Regions from separate parts of the Homo sapiens genome. Here regions 2, 3, 4 and 5 are each linked to region 1. Evidence: chromatin contacts called from ENCODE Hi-C or POLR2A ChIA-PET data. All regions are on one chromosome and are shown on one strand. Each heading gives the region's core, a stretch centred on a gene start or an enhancer-like site at or near the end of the contact. The rest is flanking DNA. Distances are from core to core; before and after follow the strand shown. Region 1 holds the start of NOP56 (NOP56 ribonucleoprotein). Region 2 holds the start of FAM110A (family with sequence similarity 110 member A). Region 3 holds the start of PSMF1 (proteasome inhibitor subunit 1). Region 4 holds the start of NSFL1C (NSFL1 cofactor). Region 5 holds the start of ADISSP (adipose secreted signaling protein).

Evidence for each region. Hi-C counts contacts between places; a loop is a spot of excess contacts on that map. ChIA-PET counts read pairs that join two places held with the same protein, here RNA polymerase II (POLR2A). Pooled maps may share reads with other maps.
Region 2: a pooled map shows a loop between it and region 1 (18-fold over the local background). The contact joins the promoter of FAM110A here to the promoter of NOP56 in region 1. A Hi-C loop is called at or near these places in 2 of 168 maps with a recorded cell type or tissue (CD8-positive, alpha-beta T cell and OCI-LY7), 1 of 37 single-sample maps with no recorded cell type and 9 of 50 pooled maps. POLR2A ChIA-PET finds 5 or more read pairs at or near these places in 1 of 52 experiments (activated B cell).
Region 3: a pooled map shows a loop between it and region 1 (14-fold over the local background). The contact joins the promoter of PSMF1 here to the promoter of NOP56 in region 1. A Hi-C loop is called at or near these places in 1 of 37 single-sample maps with no recorded cell type and 9 of 50 pooled maps. POLR2A ChIA-PET finds 5 or more read pairs at or near these places in 1 of 52 experiments (MCF 10A).
Region 4: a map of tibial artery shows a loop between it and region 1 (11-fold over the local background). The contact joins the promoter of NSFL1C here to the promoter of NOP56 in region 1. A Hi-C loop is called at or near these places in 3 of 168 maps with a recorded cell type or tissue (CD8-positive, alpha-beta T cell, ascending aorta and tibial artery) and 13 of 50 pooled maps.
Region 5: a loop to region 1 is called in a pooled map, with 7 times the contacts of the local background. The contact joins the promoter of ADISSP here to the promoter of NOP56 in region 1. A Hi-C loop is called at or near these places in 1 of 37 single-sample maps with no recorded cell type and 8 of 50 pooled maps. POLR2A ChIA-PET finds 5 or more read pairs at or near these places in 3 of 52 experiments (activated B cell, activated CD4-positive, alpha-beta T cell and activated T-cell).

Annotation. Positions count from the first base shown.
Region 1 is chr20:2,651,375-2,653,883 of GRCh38, reverse strand. NOP56 (NOP56 ribonucleoprotein) reads right to left here and starts at 1,252. Exons shown (of 12, transcript NM_006392.4): 1 at 1,221-1,252; 2 at 953-1,042; 3 at 491-605. The coding sequence starts at 1,223. It overlaps MIR1292 (microRNA 1292), which reads right to left and starts at 1,107; the gene lies at 1,042-1,107. LOC105372505 (a long non-coding RNA gene) reads left to right here and starts at 1,420. Exons shown (of 5, transcript XR_007067502.1): 1 at 1,420-1,524. RefSeq lists an enhancer at 539-628 and a silencer at 1,129-1,768.
Region 2 is chr20:832,462-834,970 of GRCh38, reverse strand. FAM110A (family with sequence similarity 110 member A) reads right to left here and starts at 1,256. Exons shown (of 2, transcript NM_001042353.3): 1 at 1,020-1,256. RefSeq lists a silencer at 856-1,005.
Region 3 is chr20:1,117,345-1,119,853 of GRCh38, reverse strand. It overlaps PSMF1 (proteasome inhibitor subunit 1), which reads right to left and starts at 1,252. Exons shown (of 7, transcript NM_006814.5): 1 at 952-1,252. The coding sequence starts at 1,080. It overlaps LOC105372493 (a long non-coding RNA gene), which reads left to right and starts at 1,406. Exons shown (of 2, transcript NR_136535.1): 1 at 1,406-1,470; 2 at 1,866-2,002. RefSeq lists enhancers at 980-1,109, 1,150-1,339, 1,350-1,399, 1,410-1,459, 859-1,501.
Region 4 is chr20:1,465,596-1,468,104 of GRCh38, reverse strand. NSFL1C (NSFL1 cofactor) reads left to right here and starts at 1,256. Exons shown (of 9, transcript NM_016143.5): 1 at 1,256-1,385. The coding sequence starts at 1,281. RefSeq lists a silencer at 962-1,231 and an enhancer at 1,526-2,027.
Region 5 is chr20:3,766,499-3,769,007 of GRCh38, reverse strand. It overlaps ADISSP (adipose secreted signaling protein), which reads left to right and starts at 1,255. Exons shown (of 6, transcript NM_001258429.2): 1 at 1,255-1,345. RefSeq lists enhancers at 632-1,218, 1,346-2,110 and a silencer at 1,121-1,360.

The sequences.
Region 1 (2,509 bases), core at 3-2,502:
CAGGAGATGGAGACTAGCCTGGCCAACATGGTGAAACCCCGTCTCTACCAAAAATACAAAATTAGCCGGGTGTGGTGGCTGGCACAGGCCTGTAATCCCAGTTACTCGGGAGGCTGAGGCAGGAGAATCGCCTGAACCAGGGAGGCAGAGGTTGCAGTGAGCCCAGATCTTGCCACTGCACTCCAGCCTGGGGGACAGACTCCATCTCAAAAAAAATAAAAATAAAAAATAGTTTGTCACTACAGTGCCCACAAGGAAACGTTAACACACATTCCACATCGTCTGCTTAAACAGTTTGGTCTAGCACAGTTCCCAGACCTTGAGCTCTGTGAAGACAATTATTTCAAATTACACATTGTATGGCTCAAATACTGCCTCACGCCTATCAGACTCAGAGCCAGCCAAGGACGGCAAATACTATCACAAGCTGCCCGAGAGGATACCGAAAGGAACCACATCTCTCTGTGACACTTGGCGGTGGCCGACTTACCTTCAGACACGGCGTTGGCATTTTCCAAGGCAACCTGGGATGAGGCAAAGGGACAAAAGGCCACCAGACGAACGATGCTGTGGAATTTGCCCAGGTTGAGCACAGACTCCTCCACCTGGGGGGAGAAAGAGGCTAAGTGGTTTCCTTCCCTCCCTCCTGCCTCTGCGGCGCAGTCAAGCAGCGGTTCTCAGCCTTGGAAGCTCTTAAAATATGCTGATACCTGGGCCCCACATCCCAGCTTCTGCTTTAATCGTTCGGGGGCGGCGTCCGGGAGGCTTATTTCTAATTGCTAGAGCGATTCTACCCATGGGTCAAGGTAAAGACCCCCGGATCTAGAGCTTTCCAGGCCCGTCCCCCCGCCCCGAACCGCTCGGCCGGCCACGTGGGAGCGCGCTGTGCATGCTGGGACCCGCGCGATGAGGGTCTGCGGGGCCGCCAAAGGAGCCCACGGATCTCACCCACCTGCGGCTGCAGCAGACTGATCTCCTCCACTTCCTTCAGCGCCAGCAGCGCGTAGCCGACCGCGTGCTCAAACAGCACGTGCAACAGCACCTGGAACGGGAGCCGGGGCGCGAGCGTCAACGCAACCTCAGCGTCTGCCGGAACCCGTTCCCAGGGCAGGCGCAGGCGCAGGCGCAGGCCCAGGCCCAGGCCCAGGCCCTGTCTGCGGCCCGAACGCAGGCCGAAACCCCCACCGTCGCGTCGCCCGCGCCCCGCAACCACTCCTCACCATGGCGCCAGCTCCCGGGTTCGGCTCGCAATGCGGCTAGCGCGCTCCGGCGCGCGGAACCAGGCTCCAGAGGCCACGCCCCCGCCCCCCCGACCAATCGGAGGCCGGGGACGACACCATCTCCGGCCTTTGGAGGGGCCGCCCAGGGTGGTATCGCCCGGAGCGCGGGCTGGGTGGTGCCGAGCGCGGGCGAGCGGGCCTTTTCCGGCCTCTGCAGCTGCGCGGGCGGGCGTGGTTGCCGGGGACGCGCGGCCCCCGGTCGGGCACTGCAGGCGGCGAAACGACTTGGGAAGGCCCTTTCGGGGTAATAGTCCGGTTCCTGATGTTCTTGTCATATGAGTTACGGGCAGCAGAGCTGGGTGAAGTCGGGGCGGGAGGTCCGCGTGGGGCGCGGCGTCCATCCCAGACAGAGACCGCTGCCTAGCCGGCTTCCCGCTTCGTCCGTGGCCTCGGGCCCCAGACCCTGCGCCCCACGTCCCCGGGACCCAGGCGTTCCCGTCCCCTACTCGGGGACGAGCCTCCCCGGCGCCGGGTGGGCGGTGCATCCTTTCCTCCCACCCGTAACGGGAGCGGTGCCTGGCGCGCTCTGGCGCAGACCCTGCTGGGAATGTAGCTCGCGCAGTTTTCTTCGTACTATTAATTTATTTCTTTTTTTTGTTTTTGGTTTTTTTTTTTTAAATGACTGTAGCAGGCAGTAACGTGCGAAAGAAAGACGCTCCAGCGTCTTCCTAGGCCAGTTTCTTGTTGCTGTGCTGCACGGGACCCAGCTCCTTTTGCTGGGCCACGTGTTGCTCCTCCGCTTGGGCGGCCCTGAATTCTGGGCGCTGGTGATCGCTGAGTGAATCGCAGCTGCTTCCCTGTCCTTGAGGGCGTCTTTTGGGCACTCAGGCGACTCTTTAGAAATGAGTTTTGCTTTAATAATTAATATTAACGTTATAAATCCAAAACCTAGTTATACTTAAGTAGCGTATCCCCTGGTATGTTTTAAAGAGTCATTCGAAGGGGATTTTTAAAAATAATGTATAGCTATAAACTGCATTTATACATTTAATTGTTATTTTGTTAAGCGATTGAGTTACTTGACAAAATCCAAGTACATAGTTCACTCACAAATCTAATATGTCAAACCTAAATGTGGTTGGTAAATCTTACTCTCATAATTTCAATATGGTTTACAGATGTGGTTGAATTCTGTTACACATGTCTACTTACGAGTCAGAATCGTTATTCCATTTAATATTTTAAAATGGAATTGCCAAGTTAATCCATACATTAGCATGTTAAATTAT
Region 2 (2,509 bases), core at 7-2,506, 1.8 Mb after region 1:
AAACCAAAACATGCAAGAACCAGAGCAGGGCTTATGAAGTCAATAAATAATATTTGTTGAAAGAATAAAAGAAAGCCTTGTTTTCTTTCTGAGTCCTCGGAGATCCTGTCCCCCAAAGCCAGGGGCAGGCTCCAGAGGAGAGAGGATATGTAACTCCCTTATGAAGAGATTGAAGACTCTCAAAATGCATGATTCTGTGTGTCAAGGATTCTAAGATTGAAGCCAGAGGGACTAGGAGCTAACCACTGCATTGTCTGACTGTGACTTCGAAAAGGGGCTTAACTTCTTAGAACCTCCGTTTCCCCACCTACAAAAGGAGACTGACAATAGCAACCTAGGGGGCAGGGGGTGTCCCCAGGAGACACAGCAGGGTCTGGCCTAGGTCAGCTGCTCCACCTGGGGGGATTCCGGCCCCACTCCCAATTCCAAAGTCTCTGGTGACTAGTGGCTTTGGTTTAGGGACTGGCTCTATTCCCTTCCCCAAACTGGGGATGATTCCCAAGAGGCCAGCAGCGGCTCTGGGGGCTGGAGAATCTGCTGCCCCTGCATCCAGCCCAGAAATGTCAGTCCCGTCCGATCCCCAAAGAGTGGTCCTCTGTCCCCGTAGACAGAAAGGCGCCAAATGAGCCGAGTCCAACCCCGGACTGCGGAGAAGGAAAGACAGACGCCCAAAGGGGGTATCCCGAGGACAGTGTGGGGCGCGGGGATATGTGATCCAGCCAGGGGTCTACAGGTCCCTGCCGATAAAACGCTGGGAAAATGACTACCAGTTGCCCGTCTGGGCCTCTCAAGGCAAGTCCAGATGTGACTAGACTAGGGGGCTGCGAGGTGGGGCAGAAAGACTTGAACTGGATTCTCCGCCAGAGCTCGCCGGGCCGGGACACTTGCCTCTCTGAGCCTCAGAGTCCTCATCTGTGAAATGACACGCAGGTACGACGCGGGGAGAAAGCAGACAGCAGACGCTCGGGGAACGGGGCCCCCAGACCCGGGGTCGCACCCGGACCCACCCGCGCCCTCACCTGGAGCCCGCGCTAGGCGTGTCCCGGCTCCTCTCGCGCAGGCTTTGGAGAGGCTGACAGCTCGGACCCGGGCCGGTAGTGGCCGCTCCCAACGACGCCCAGGAGGCCCCAGCCCCGCGTGGGCACCTTTGGGGTCCCCTTTGGAGCTGCCCTCCGCGGTCGAGCTGAGCGGGTGGCCCTCACTGTCGAAGGCCCCCACCGCAGGGAAAGTCCCTGGGGCGCCGTGGAAGGGGAAGTGAGCACGCCGCCCCCCTTCACACCAGAATGGTTCGCCCCGGACTTCCTGATTGGTTCCTCGCTTCCGTTCGAACGGCGCGCCGCCAGGGTTGCCAGGCGACCGCTTAGCTTCCCCCGCCCGAAGGAGAGGCGCTGCTCAGCAGCTCCGCCCGCTCCTCCCAGCCGGCCCCACCTTCTTCCTGCCGCCGCTTCAGCCCCGGCGCCTGGTTCTTTCCCTTCCTCCTCCTCCCTCCCGCGGCCAGCTGGGACTTCCTCTAGGACCCCAGCTGGAAGAGCTCCAGTTAGAGGGCCCTGGCTGGTTCCTAGTCCTGACTTTGACGCTAACTCCCTATGTGACCCGGTGCAAGCCCCTTCCTTTCTCTGTTCTCCTAACTGCATGATGATGAGTGAGTTAATTTTAAAATGTGCATACCCAGCAGTCCCGAAATTTACAAAGGAAATGACCAAAGATATGAGCAAAGATTAATATTGCTCAGCCTTATTCATCATAGCAAAATAATGGAAACAACTTCAATGCCTCTTGAAAGGGATTGGTTATATAATTCCATCCTGTGGAGGAGCTAACTTAATTGAGCTTTTTGCATGCCGGGTAGCTTTACAGAACAAGTCTTGTCAAGGCTTATGACATAACCCTCTAAAAGTACTTTTAATTATTAACACTTTATTTATTTCTTTATCTTTTTCTTTTCTTTTTTTTTTTTTTTTTTTGAGATGGAGTCTCACTCTGTCGCCCAGGCTGGAGTGCAGTGGCAGGATCTCAGCTCACAGCAGCCTCAATCTCCTGGGGTCAAGCAATCTTCCCACCTCAGCCTCCCAAGTAGCTGGGACTACAGGTGTGCACCACCACACCCGGTATTTTCTGTATTTTTTGTAGGGATGGGGTTTTGCCATGTTGCCCAGACTGATCTTAAACTCCTGAGCTCTAGCAATTCTACCAACTCAGCCTCCCAAAGTACTAGGATTACAGGCATGAGCCACGCCACCTAGCCTAATTTTTCCCACTTTCTGATGAGGAATATTATGCAGCCATTAAAAGTGAAGTAGCTACCAGGAGCAGTGGCTCACACCTGTAATCCCAGCACTTTGGGAGGCTGAGGCGACCAGATCACCTGAAGTCAGGAGTTCAAGACCAGCCTGGCCAACGTGGTGAAACCTCGTCTCTACTAAAAATACAAAAATTAGCCAGGCGTGGTGCCACATGCCTGTAATCCCAGCTACTCAGGAGGCTGAGGCAGGAGAATAGATTGAACCTG
Region 3 (2,509 bases), core at 3-2,502, 1.5 Mb after region 1:
GTTCTGAGAGTGAGAGAACAGTGACAGTGAGGGGCAGGCATGGAGGCAGGCCCACTTCTCCCAGGAAGCAGATGTCTAGGATGATGTGGATGTTGGGGATGAGGGTCACAGGGAAGAGACAGGAAAGAAAGAAGAATGCCAGAGCAAAGAATTAGTGAGGTGGGTTGGGTCCAGCAGTCCTAGAACTCTGTGGGGATGACAACGACGTCCCTAGCTGTAAGAGGTGGAGCCTGGGGATGGGAGAAGAGGGGCTGGCCCTATGGGGACAACTATGAGGAGAAAATCTTATATGACCCTCACACCCAGGGTGTATGTGTGTACGACTCTGGGGGTGATTGCTTCCTAGAGCTTGAGTTGGGGATGGCAGTAGCGAGTGGACTATGCTGGGCCCTTCAGTAAAGGGTGAAAGGCGTGTGAACTCTCTGGGCCCATGCTAACGGGTGAAAAAAGGGCCCTGGCCTGGGGCTGAGTAGGTCAAAGCTCACTCCTGTACCTGTGCTTGGATCCAGATGTTTGGTGGAGGCTCTACTGTGGTATGAGGGCGGAACTGAGTCAGTCCCCTCACCCCGAGGCTGGGTGGTAAGGAGTTCAGACGGGATCAGGTGGGTGAGAAGTGCTCTGGGGAGCTAAACTCCTGTCTAGATTCTTTGCCATTCTATGGAATGCTAGATCCACACAGTCCTGGCCTGAGAGGCTGCCAGGCTGTGTTGAAGCGAGTGTCCGCCCTTGAGTTTACAAATCATGTTGTGCCAGCTGTGCCGTGAGGGACTCTGGGCTGGGATGGGGCAGGTGAGCAACCTCCGACCCGCAGGTTTTACCAACGCTGCCATCTGCCCCAGACCCTGCACTGGGAGAAGCGGGGAAATCGGGCGCTCTGGACCAGGCCTCCGGTACTCTGAGTTTGGGCAGAAGACAGTTCCCTCCTCCACCCTGGCCGGCTCCGTGGCGTACCTGGTCACCGACACCCAAGCCGAAGTAACCGTGTGTCACCACTTCCCAATGCAAGAAGCAGACGAGCGCGTCCTGCCTGCAGGTGATGGCCGGCGCTGCCGATGCGAACAGTACCTCCAGGCCCGCCATGAGCGCCCGCGACTTCGGCGTCTGGAGGAAAGAAGGGGGCGGGGGTAGTGCAGTGAGCCGGCTCCGCGGCCGGGGTAGCTATAACTCTGCTTCCCTCTTGCGCTGGTTCTTGCCGAGTCCACACCTGAGACCAAAATGGAGACGCCCGGGGACGGGGCGGGGCGGGGAAGCCGGAAGTAGTCCCAACAGCGGGCGCAACTGCGTGAGGCGCGCCGGGTTGGCAACGCGAGCGCAGCACTGAAAGGTTCCGCCAGGGAGTGCGAGCGGGGCGTGGCCCCTCAAAGCCGGAAGCCGGGTCTTGGCGGCAGTCGACAGGATCGCCTGACGCGGGCACAGCGTCCTCCAAGAGGCCACCTTGCTGAGAGGCAGACTTCCCATCCACAAAATGGGGTATGCTAGGCCGGGGAAGGGGCTGGGAAATGTGGCTAAAATACATTCTTAATAATCGTTAACACGTTCGCCGTGCTTGCTACCGTCCACATTATTCTAAACGCTTTACTTGTATTCATTTATTTAATCTTCACAACCCAACTCTATGCAGTTGATATTAACGATTAATGTGCCTCATTGCACAGATGAGGAAACTGAGGCGCAGAGGGATAATTTGACCAAGATGACAACAGCCAGCCGGTGAACGGCTGAAATGGTTATGGGAACCTGGCAGTCTGGCTTCTAAGATAACATTTATTAAGTGTTTATTGTGTGCTACATCGTGCGCTAAAACCTTTACATCACCCTCTCAACAACTCTATGAAGTATGGACCGTTATTATCCCCATTTTGCAGATGACAAAACGGCTCAGAGTTGAAACCACTTCTCCAAGGAGACACAACTGCTGCCCGCAGAGCTGAAGCTCCTGACCCACTATCAAATTTCAATCATTTATTTGCCTACCCCCTTTATGATTTTTACCACCCGTTACTTCAACAAGTTTCATGAAATCCACTTATTGTTTTTACCCAAATAAATTTAGTTTCCCCATCCCAGTCACTAACCTGGTTCAAGCTCCTGTCATCTTTCACTTGGATGCCTGGCATCAGCCTCAGAACTGCCCCATTCCATTCCTGTCTCTCTCTAGTCTGTACTGCACTCCGCAACCAGAGAGATTCTGTTAGAAAACAAGTCAGATCGGCCAGGTGTGGCGGCTCATGCCTGTAATCCCAGCACTTTGTGAGGCCGAGGCAGGCGGATCACTTGAGGTCAGGAGTTTGAGACCAGCCTGGCCAACATGGTGAAACCCTGTCTCTACTAAAAATACAAAAATTAGCTGGGTGTGGTGGCGCACGCCTTTAGTCCCAGGTACTCGGGAGGCTGAGGCATGAGAATCAATCGAACCCGGGAGGTGGAGGTGGAGGTTGCAGTGAGCCAAGATCGCACCATTGCACTTCAGCCTGGGCAACAGAGCGATCTTCTGTCTCAAAAAAGAAAA
Region 4 (2,509 bases), core at 7-2,506, 1.2 Mb after region 1:
TTTCAGCAAAGCCAATTTACTTCTGCAGAAGGGTGCCACTCACACATCTGGTCTTCAGGAAAGCACACCGAACAAAAGAGAGAAGGGGTTTTTATCCCTAATGCGGTTAGTCGCTGCTTCTGTGTCCTGTTCCCATTGGCTGGGGCTGGACTGCGCAATCTAAGCTAATCCCGATTGGCTAGTTCAAATGGAGCAGAAATGTGGGCTACAGTGGTAGGGCAAGCGGTTTCGGCAGGAAGAAGAGTTTCCGCGGGAATGGCAATTGTAGCGAGGGTATCCAAGGGAACAGATGTGAGTTATAGATTAGGACCCGCGGGAAGGTTGTTTACCGTAACTAGGGGTAAGGAGGTACAAAGAACAAGGAAGTTAGGCTTTGAAAATAGAGAACAAAGAACAAGTAAGCTGAACAAGTAAGTTCCTCTTTGGAGAGGCAAGAGGGCAAAGAAGCTGAGGACCCAGAAGACAGGATTGTGCCTAAGAAAGTGGCCTTGGAGCAGAGGCCCAAAGAAAGCGGGGAGAGCGCCTTGCCCATCGGTAAGGGAAAGGTGCTCCAGGCACAGAAGCAGCTAATGCAACGGCCCTGAGGCAAATGCAAGATAACTGGCAAGTTCCAGGAACAGCAAGGAGGGCAAGGCGCCTGGAGCAGAGGAAGCTAGCGGATCCCTTGATGAGAGGGAGGAACTGGCCCATCTCTCATGGGTCCTGCAGGCAGGCCATGAGACTGTCTTTTATGCGGGGCGAGATAACGAGGCATGGACGTGTTGTGAGCGGAGGCCTAGCCTGTTCAAGGTCTGAATTTTTACCCCTAGAATGTAAGAAGCATGGGAGCAGGGACTTTGTTTTGCTCCCTGCCATATCCACAGCCCTAGAAAAACGTCGGGCCATTGATAGCTCTCAGTAAATGCTTGACAAGTAAGTGAATGAACGAATGCACAATTAATGAAATGAGGGCTGCGTCAATGAATAACTGGGAATCTGACTCCTGCAGGGAGCCTTCAGCCCACAGGTGTATGTAAGACCCGCCCCGCCTCTCATCCTTCGGGCTCCCACCCCCGCCGTTAGGCTGCGGTTCGCGCCGCGGTCGCCAGAGGGCGCGGAGCGGCGGGGCTTCCCGCACGGAGGGCTTTGCGTGAGGCACCGCGTGGGGCGGGGCTGCGGGCGGGCTCCCAGCTGCTGGGCCCTCATCGGCTGGGCCTCGTCGACCGGCAAGCGGAACGCGGCAGCGGGGCTGGGCCTGTGCGGCGGCCGCCGGAGCGCTTTGGAAGGCGCACGGGGCGAAGATGGCGGCGGAGCGACAGGAGGCGCTGAGGGAGTTCGTGGCGGTGACGGGCGCCGAGGAGGACCGGGCCCGCTTCTTTCTCGAGTCGGCCGGCTGGGACTTGCAGGTAGCGCCGCGCGGCGGGCTGTGTCGGGTGGGCCGGGGACTGCTGGGAGCGGGCGCCTGGTGCCTTAAGCCCGCGGCGGCCGAAGCGCACAGTCATCCCCGCTCTACCGCGGCCCGACCCAGGCCTCATGGTCCCGGGACCGCTTGTCACGCGTCGCCTGCTCGGCTTGGGAGTGGGGGAACGCGGGCCAGCCCCAGCCAGTTCTGCCGTGCCAGTTTCACCCTGCCTCGCCCGCTTGCGGCGTCAGCGAGACTTCGGGCGCTGCGGCAGCCGGCGAGGAGAGGGAGCGCCTGGGGGCGTGGCTGCCGCGCCGAGTATCTGCTGGAGGCCGGGCTGGTCCGAGTGAGCAGCTCTTGGGTGAAGCCCCACTCGGGACTAGGTGGCCGCTCATTTCCACTTCCGAAGTCCAGCCCGGGAGTTGACCGCCGCCCAGCCTTCCTAATTGCTGGGAGAATACCTCTGGGGTGGTGGCGCAAGGTTGGAGCTTCTTCACCTTGCGTAGTTAACTTATCTGTAAAATGGGAGTCTCGTGGAAATTGCTGTGTAGTTCATTGGCACGTACTGAGTATTCACTAAATACTTGCTAAGAAGACTTAAGCTTCACGAGGCAGGGATTTTTGTACACTGATGAATTCCCAGTGCCTGGAACAATGCCTGGCACATAATAAGCATTCGGTAATTAACTGTAGAAAGAATTGCATAAATATTCTTGGCCAGCTTCGTCTTAGGTAGATGATGACGGTGATGACTAATATTTATTGAGTACCTACCATGAGCCAAGCGCTGTTCTGACTGCTTTACATGTCTTTTGTCATTTAACCTTCGCATTTTGCAGCTGAGATTAAAGAGGTTAAGTAACTTGCTCAAGGCCTCACTAGCTACCAGGCAGAAGAGGTAGAAGTGGAACCCAGTTCTGTCTGATTGCAAGCAGACAGAGCCCAAGCTTTAAACCACCATGTGCCAAGCACTTTACATAATATGATTCGTTGGATCCTAGCAACACTATGAGGTAAAGACTAGACCCATTTTATGGATGAGGAATTGGAAGCACAGAGGGCAAAGAATTTGCTCAGGGTCACATAGCCAGTAAGTAGCGGGGTTGGAATTTGAACTGAGTCTGCTGC
Region 5 (2,509 bases), core at 6-2,505, 1.1 Mb before region 1:
GATCAGAATGTGAAAAGCTCTCAATGTAAGCGCTGTCTCTCAAACGCGAGGGCACATGAGTCACCCAAAGTGCTGCTGAAGTTTGTGAAGCGCTACTGGAGGCAGTCCCAGAGGGCTTTGGAGCAGGAGAGGGACGCGATGAAAACAAGAGCTCAGAAAGATTAATTTGCCAACAGTGTGCAGACTGGAGATCAGCAGACAGGTTATGGGCCACAGGGTGGCAGACTTGAGGGCTCCTTTAAGGCAGCGACCCCGGCCCTGCTGAAGGGAGGCTGGCCTTCGGCCGCCCAGGCCGTCTCTCTAGTTCCGTTGGAAGCAAGGCGCTGCGTGCTCCGGACGGCTTACTGAGGGCACTTTGGGGAATCCGTCCCCACGGGCGAAGTATAGGTGGGGTGTTCGCGAACCGGCGGGCGGAGAGCACCGGCAAGAACCCCCGCAGACCGGAGGGCCACGCCTCTCGCTCCTCGGCTCATTGCAGGCGCCCACATCCCACCCCGCGGTGCTGAGCGAGGCGCATCTCGCTGCCATGGCGACCGCCTCCATGGAGACCGGGAGCAGAGGCTGCGGTCCCCGGGGGCGCGTCACAGGCTCTCCCAGCCCCCAGCCCGCGTGCCTTCTTTGTTCTGATGCTTCTCCAGGCCGGGCCAGGCACCCGGGACGCGTCTCGGGCCCGCACGGGGGTTGCTTCTTTCGAGACAGGGGATGGGGTGGAAGGGGAAGAGGTCCAAACCCTGGGGTCGAAACAGGAGTGATGGAGGGTTCCTCAGCTCCTGAACGAGACCAACACGGCCCGTATCGATGGCCGAAGCCGGCGTGGAAGCCCAGGGAGAAAGGCCACCTTCGGGAGCTCCACCCAGCCCCGAGACGCGCCCGACAGCCCTCCCGAGAGCGAAGGGCCCAAGGGAGGTGCGTCCTAAGCAAGGTTCAAGGCTAGAGGCGCTATCCCCCAGGCGGAAGAAGGAGCGGGGGCGGGGCCTATCCGAGGCCCTCCTTCTCCCTCTTCGAGTGGTCGGTTCTGGCCCCTGGCCTAGTTGGGCCGCCTGCCCGTCTTCCTCGCGAGAGCTCGCCCGGCAGGCGCGGACTAGCAGGGCGCTGCCTCGGCGACCCTGGCACGTGACGTAGGCGGCCCTCGCCAGTTGGCCGTTCTTTGGAGCCCGCTCATTGGTCCGGAGCGTCCCTCGCCCCACCCTCCCAGATCAACCAATGGGCGGAGGCGGGGGCGTGCCGACGGGAGGGCGGCCGCGGCGCGGGGCTCCCTTCCTCGTGCTCGGCGTTGAGCTCCTGCAGCCGCCGCCGCTGCAGTGGTCGTCCCTGCCCTCCCCGGCCCCGGGGTGCACCCCGCAAGGTGAGGCCACCCCTCTGCTCCCTGCCTCCCGGTTCCTTCCCGTTCGCCGAGGTCCCCTCCCGGTCCCGGCCCTGTCCTGAGCAGTCAGTGCCTGGGACCCCAGCGGCCGTGATGGCAGGGCTGGGGTGGGGGGCTCCGCTGTCGGGGCCGGGCCTGGAGGACTCCCCAGCACCTGAACTAGAGTGATGTCAGGTTCCCGGGGCGCAGTGACCGTTAGCTGGTGCAGCTGGGGTGTTTTCCGCGAAGCGATTGTCCGGGGGCATGAGTGCGGTAGTGAGGGCGGGGGCGTAATGGGGTCAGCGCCCCCTCCTCCCCACGACCCTGTTCATTGCCGCTGCCTCGCTGCATGACCTTGGACCAGTAGCATCTCTGAGCCTCCGAGCCTCAGCACCCTCAGGAAGGAGGGCAGTGATGTCTGGGAGTGCGGGCTCCGGAGACTCCTGCGTCAGCCGAGGTGAGTGAAGGTGGGGAGTGCACAGGATTATCTCCGAGGGACAGAGCCGCCGCCTCGCAGCTCAGGATGGATTGGATGGGGGGGATGTCCGATTACATTTCCCCCCTCCCCCTGAGATGACAAGAATGGGGTGTGGCGGGGGTGCCACACCCACAGGGATGGCTGCCGGAGAGGATAAAGGGTCCTACACCTGGACCCTTGGGGCCTCGGGGGCTTGGGCTGCACCTCCCTCCCGGTGGTATGAAGGAGGAGGGACTGGATTTAGGTTCTGGACCCGTGTTTCCATTAGTAAGCAGGGACTGAGAAAGGGAAGTCTCCGCTTGCCTTTCTTCTTGAATCTTGGCACTGGAAAGTGGAGGTAGGGCATTTTTCTGCTCCGGGGAGTTGAAGAAAGTCGGGGCAGCACCCCATCCCTCTCCCATTCTGGTCTTTTGTGGAGGGAAAATGTAGCTGGATATCCCCCCACATTCTATCCATCCTGAGCTACGAGGCAGCAGCCCTGTCCCTGGGAGATAATCCTGTGTGCTCCCACCCTCACCTTGGCTGACCCCCTGGATCCAGCCTGGCCTCTGCTTCTTGGGACCTCTGGATCACAGGCCCAGGGCAGGGCCTAGGTGGGGCATGCTATCTGGAGGCTAAGCACCCACTAGCTGAGGGCAAAGTGGGGAGAATGCTGGGCAGAGGAGGGCAGCACTTGTTGGGGAGGCAGG